2 separate regions of the Mus musculus genome follow, and region 2 is linked to region 1. A link is a contact called in ENCODE POLR2A ChIA-PET data. All regions are on one chromosome and are shown on one strand. The core of a region is the stretch at or near the end of the contact, and the rest is flanking DNA. Distances in the headings are between cores, read along the strand shown. Region 1 holds the start of Sec24c (Sec24 related gene family, member C (S. cerevisiae)). Region 2 overlaps Usp54 (ubiquitin specific peptidase 54).

Region 1 (3,162 bases), core at 598-3,097:
TCTGCATTTGGCAAATTCTTAAACTGACAACTGTTAGTCAGCAAGAGAATCAACCAGGAGGGAGTCATTTGTCAAGCTTGGTGTAATGGAGTACTGTTTGCTGAGCCCCGTCCCCAAAACTGAACTACATGTAGGTGAATTAGAGCACATTTCTAGTCAGCTTTGGTAGCATATGCTTTTAATCGCAGCTCGCTGGGGGCAGAAGCAGAAGGATCTCTGTGAATTGGAGACCGGCTGGATCCACACAATGAATTCAGGAGGGTTATACAGTGAGACCTCCTATGAGAGAGAGAGAGAGAGAGAGAGAGAGAGAGAGAGAGTCATAAGAGTGGATAAAAGTGGTGGTGGTAATGTACCCTTTAATCCCAGCACTTGCGAGGCAGAGGCAGGTGAATTTCTGAGTTCAAGATCAACCTGGTCTACAGAGTGAGTTCCAGGACAGCCAGGGCTACACAGAGAAAACCTGTCTCTGAAAAAAAAAAAAAAATCCCAAATAAATAGGAAAGATATTAATTTACATTTCTAACAAGTCTCAGCTGATACTGATACTAGGATCCACGGACAGTATTTTAAAAGTGGATAGAAACAGGGCTGGTGACAAAGAACACTGGCTGCTTTTCCAGGTGACTTGGGTTTGATTTCCAGCATCCATGTATCTTACAAGATTTGTTAACTCCAGTTCCAGGGGATCCAGTGCCCTCTTCTGGCCTCTGCAGGTACTGTAGTCACAAAGTGCACAGATACACATTCAGGCAAAACACCCATACATAAGACATTTTAAAACAAGCTAGACAGAAACAACTGACTGGTTAGTAACTGACATGCAAACTTAAATGCCCATTTTTCTCTAAGCATGCATTACTGTGTAACTACCATTACGTAGGAAAAAACCCCACAAAACAGTTTGCCTACTCTATTCATGAACCTAAGTTGGCCCAAAGAAGTGCTTAAAGCATAACAGCACAGAAAGAATTCCAATGCATGCAACGGAGAGGTTGGAAGCATAAAAAGTGGGAGTTCACGGTGATCATGGGTTATATATCCAGTTTCAGGATAGTCTGCCTATAAATTGAGATCCAGTCTCAAAAAACTGATTAGAGGATAAAAGAGCAATAATCATTTATTAGTTAACATTGTTCTCTGAAGAGTCTTATGATTACTGAAAGAATTGTAGCTCTTTTAACAGAGAGCAGGGAGGTCTTTATATTCTGGTAGAGTTACCTCTATTAAAAAAAGGGCAAGGCATAAAATGGTAACTAATCTTTATTGAATAAACATTATACTGAACAATCTTAGGAAACGTCTCTAAATTCATCCCAATTCACTGTTCGACACGAATTCTTTTCATTAAAGAAGTAAACCGGGGCAGAAGTTGTCCAAACATTGAACTAATCGGCCCAAAGTCGAGGGTTAGAACCCACCCTACCACTACCACGTGTGGCTCAAAGGTCAGGGTGAGCTCTACCGTAGGGACGCAAATCAACGGGGTGAAAGGTTAACAGGAAGTGGATACAAGACTAGCTGTCCTTAAAGTCAACACACGACGAAGGGAGCGTTACTAAAAATAATCTGACCTAGTTTTCTCAATACCCTCTCAGCTGGTAAAGCCATAAAAAAAGTCTGGAAAATGTGGAAAAATCTGGAAAGGAAAGAAAAAAAAAAAAAAAAAAAAAAGCATGAAACTCAGCAATACTTTACAGACTGCGTCCATGACGGGATACACCACATACGCATGCGCAACATCCGGGTTTCCGGAAGCGTGCCTAAGGCCGACGTGGCAGAAGGAGTGGCCTAGCCCTAGAGCATGGGGCGGAACTTCCGGGGACGGCACGCCAGCCCCCCCCCCCTCGGAACCGGAAGTTGAGCCTGGGAGCCTTGACGTTAGGAACGAAGTCGAACCTGGATCTGGAGCCGGGTGAGGAGTGGCATCGCGAGGTTGCGTGGTGGGGAGGAATGCTGAGGAGAGGCCAGGGTATTTTTGGCCTGATCGCTGTCCGGTTTTAGAGGAAAGGGAGGAGCCTGGAGGCGGGGCCTAGAAAGAGACCCTCACCTCTCGCATCTGTGGCCGGCGATCGGTCTTAGGTCCCCGGACCCCTCCCTTCACCTCCTGGCCCAGGTTCCGGCTCGCTTCGCCCTCCCAGCATGTTGAAGGGCATTAGAGGATTGGTCTTTACTGCTTAGTGAACCGGCCCTCTTCGTGGCCCTAGAGGCTGGCTTGGCTTCCGGATCTCGATCTCTGGAGCGCTCAAGCCTCCGCATCTCGGGTACTTTCAGAGTTCTAGGAAGCTTGCCCCGCCCCTTTCGGTTGTCACCCTCGGCTATCCCCCTAGAATGGAGTCAAGATTGGAGTTTGACTCTGAGCTTATTCGGTCCCTCAGCCTCCTTCAGGAAATTAAAGGGAGAGGGACGTTTCCCAGGCTTGATGTTGGTGGCATGTGCAACGTTTAGCGTTTGGAAGGACTGTTCTAAAATGGCTTTGACTTTACAGAGTTTTCAGTCCGGCAGCGGTTTAGCTTCTGGGCTCTCCTAGCAAAGAGAAACCTATTGTTCTACTGCAGCACCTGAAAGGAGGTCTCACTCTTCCTGGGCCTCTTCTGCCTGTATAATAACTAGAAGGATGTTTAGATCTCCAGTCCCCTTGTTGGAATGACCCCTGAAAAGGACCTCCAACTCATCCTTCTGTTCCTGGGCAAGATTGCAATAGTTTGATAGCGACCTATCAAACAAACCTTAGAACAGAAACAATTACAGGCATGCTCTTGGATGTAGAATACCCATAGTCCTCTGCTTGAGACATGAGATGAATGACCTTTGCCATGGAATATTGCTACTTTTTTTTTATCTTAAATGTTTCATTTGTGAGGTTAATACATTCTGTTCATGGAAAGACTGGGGTCAGAGTAACATTTGGATTATTGTAGGTCAGACAAAGAATACTGTTTCTCCCAAATAGCTACTTTACAGTTTTTCTTTGTGTGTGTGTGTGTGTGTGTGTGTGTGTGTGTGTGTGTGTGTTTGAACAAAACCTAGTACATTTGAAGTTATTCTGTTTTGGGGGATGAATGGATGACTTGGTGGTAGATACAATGAATGGAAAGTGGAAACATTGCTTTATTTACCTGTAACATCATGGTAGTTATCAGGCAGAGGACTCTGTGTGAC
Region 2 (2,944 bases), core at 198-2,697, 67 kb before region 1:
TATATATAATATATATTATACGTATAAAGACAAACCAAAAAAAGGTAAAAGAACAAAGAGTCAGTTATAGGAGCAGACAGCTTTCATCCCAGAATTTGGAAGGCAAAGGCAGTTAGATCTCTGTGAGTTCAAGGCCAGTCTGGTCTACATATAGTTCTAGACCAACAGGGATATACAGTGAGATGCTACCTTTATAAGGGGGTGGGGGTGTGTCTGGAAAGATGGCAGTACTTAAAAGCATTTGCCACTCTTCTGGAGGACCCAGATTCAATTCCCAGCACCCACGTGACAGCTTACAACTTCTATATAATTCAGGAGACCCCTGGTCTCCATGAACACATGCAGACACACATGCCTATACACAGTTTAATAAAAATAATCTTTTTTGAAGAAAACAATAATAAAACTGCTCTGGAAAATTAGGCCACAGCACACCTAGAGTTTCTACAACCTGAAAACAACACTATCCTTGGAGCTGAGAGATATCTCAGTTAGCCAATCACTTGCTGCATAAGCAAGAGGACCAGCGTTCAGATCCCGGTACCCAGTAAATGTTGGGTGGGCATGGCAACCCTGCCTATGATCTCAGTGTTGGGTAGGCAGAGGTGGAAGATCGCCAAAGCAAGATGACATTCACATGTGCACCCACACACCCCAGACCATAGGCATGAAGAGAGAGAGAGAGAGAGATACTACTCTCAAGACATAGTCTAAGAATTCTGAAACAGATTAACAATGCTTTTTATCATTATTAATGTCCAATTCTACAAATTAGGTAACTGACATTTGAAAAGATAAAAAGCTTTGCCTAAAATCACCCAGATAAACACAATATATGATCTTGGGAGCCATCAAGTATCACATCTGAAAATCTGCAAACAACACTACCAACACAAAGAAGGAGGTGGGCTTACCTGCAGGGCACTGTTGAGGAAGCAGCTGTTTTGCCCTGGCTCATTGCTGAGGCCTTTGCTGGGGGCAATGGACATTGAGCTCCGAGGTGCGAACATCCCTTGAACACTACCTCGGCTTCCAGAAAAGTAATTTCTTTTCCAAGACATTATTGTTCACATTAGCCCAAAGGGGGAAAGGGGGGCTTTATGTCTTTTTGATAGGCAAGGAACTGTGCCTTTTGAAGTCTTTAAAAAAAAAAAAAATCCAGAAAATTGTTCCAATTAAAGGCTGAGTTTAGATCTTCCCAAACATCACATCTGTAAGCTCGGGGAATTCAGGTGTCTCCTTAGATCCAGGTGCCAAAGCTGTCCTTCCTTCACCTGCCCCAATGTTCAAAATGTAACTTGGCACATGACCAATGCAGAGAAAAGTCTTTAAGTACTGCTAAGGAAGCTATGTTGCTAAAACGGCCTCCCTACACGCCTGGTGAAACAGATGGAATCCTCAAGTCAACAGTATTCAGGACCAAGCACAGCTTGTTCTTCAGCCCTTCTTACAATGCTTCTTGTGGACTGAAGCCCGGAGGAAGTGGCAGGAACCTAGCACACTCCTCCTTGCCCTCTTAGTGCCTTGTCTCATCATCCTCGAGCAAAACTCAAGCTCTGAACAACTGAGGAGACACCACAAGCCGAGAAGTTTGTCTGCGTTCTCGGTAGGGCTGCTGTTGATGTTCCTTGCTGTACCTTTTGGTTGTATTCCAAATTTCTTCTATCTTCTCTACCAGATCTTCAGAAAGTCTCTTCTCCTTTCTTCTGAGATGAGAATAGCCAGCTGTGCCAGAGAGCTTTAACAGAAAGAAAAAAAAAATCAAAAGCTTACGTCATTTAATGACTCTACTGGCTTTGCACTGTTCTGCCAAGAACAATGTTGCCTCACCTCTCAGCATAAACTTGAAACCTTGACAAACAATGCTGAGAGAGAGAGAGAGAGAGAGAGAGAGAGAGAGAGAGAGAGAGAGAGAGAGAGACTATCAGAAACAAAAAAAGGGAAATGCCAAACGAAAGAAAAAAAAGAAATGTGGGCAGCTTCACTTTCATGGAAAACTCTTAACTTTGAAGATGAAAGCTGAACTAGTCTAAAATAAAAACCAAACACAAACTTTCTAGAATGAAGCTAAGAAAGAACAAAAACAACAAAAATCAGTAAGATAGCAAACACCAAGCAAGGAAGTCTGTCCTCTGGGTGTTGTTATTAAAGTACTTTTCTAAAGCTGCCTTCCAAGCACAGTTATGAAATCCTGGTTACAGGTGGGGGGCACATCAGCAGTTTGGATTCCATTCTAGGAAAATGAGGCTCCATCCCAGAGAATCCCTCGTGGTCATTAGACCACATGTCCTCAATATCTAGTCCAAAAGACAAGCTTTTATGGCTTATCTTTTGCCTTGTTTGACTGATTTGTTTAGTCAATATTTTGCCAGAGAATCAGAGAAATAATTTGAGTTATAAATCACTTAAATCTTGAAATTATCTCGAGGGGCCTGGAATGAGAGGCCATCATCCACTGACCAACTTTTGGCTTCAACTCACCAAAATGTCTGTCTGTGAGACAAAGTAGTATCAAATCAAGCAGCATTCCTGGAAGGAAGCAGCTGAGAGACAGGGTCTCACCATACTGTCCTGGAACTCTATGTAGACCTGGCTGGCCTCAAACTCAGAGTGCGAGGCTTAAAGGTGTGAGTCAGCTACATCCAGCACAGCTTTCAGGGGTCAGTTCTCTCCTTCCACCATGTAAGCTCCTGGTAGCAAACCCAGGGCATTAGGTTGGACAGCAAATGCCTTTACCCTCTGAGTCATCTCAATAGCCCACATTTCTATTGAGATGGGGTCTTACTATAGAGCCCGGGCTGGCCTGGAACTTACAACACAGACCAGGATGACCTCAAACCTCCAGCAATCCTCCTTCTTGCCAAAGTGCTCACAGTATAGGTATGTGTAACCACACCTGGCCGAAGTGCTAGAATTCAAATATCTCAAGCCTCCCTTTAGTTAA

What was found. ChIA-PET counts read pairs that join two places held with the same protein, here RNA polymerase II (POLR2A).
Region 2: POLR2A ChIA-PET joins it to region 1 with 16 read pairs in Patski. The contact joins the enhancer-like site here to the promoter of Sec24c in region 1. POLR2A ChIA-PET finds 5 or more read pairs at or near these places in 2 of 5 experiments (Patski and embryonic stem cell).

Annotation. Positions count from the first base shown.
Region 1 is chr14:20,672,474-20,675,635 of GRCm38, forward strand. It overlaps Sec24c (Sec24 related gene family, member C (S. cerevisiae)), which reads left to right and starts at 1,848. Exons shown (of 23, transcript NM_172596.2): 1 at 1,848-1,915.
Region 2 is chr14:20,606,168-20,609,111 of GRCm38, forward strand. It overlaps Usp54 (ubiquitin specific peptidase 54), which reads right to left. Exons shown (of 21, transcript NM_030180.2): 2 at 915-1,738. The coding sequence starts at 1,061. Among named protein-coding and RNA genes, the nearest start is that of Usp54, 11 kb to the right of the region's middle. Within about 2 kb of position 1,448, at least 1 of the 3 ENCODE cell types and tissues checked has a DNase peak (open chromatin) inside an H3K27ac peak, as active enhancers do.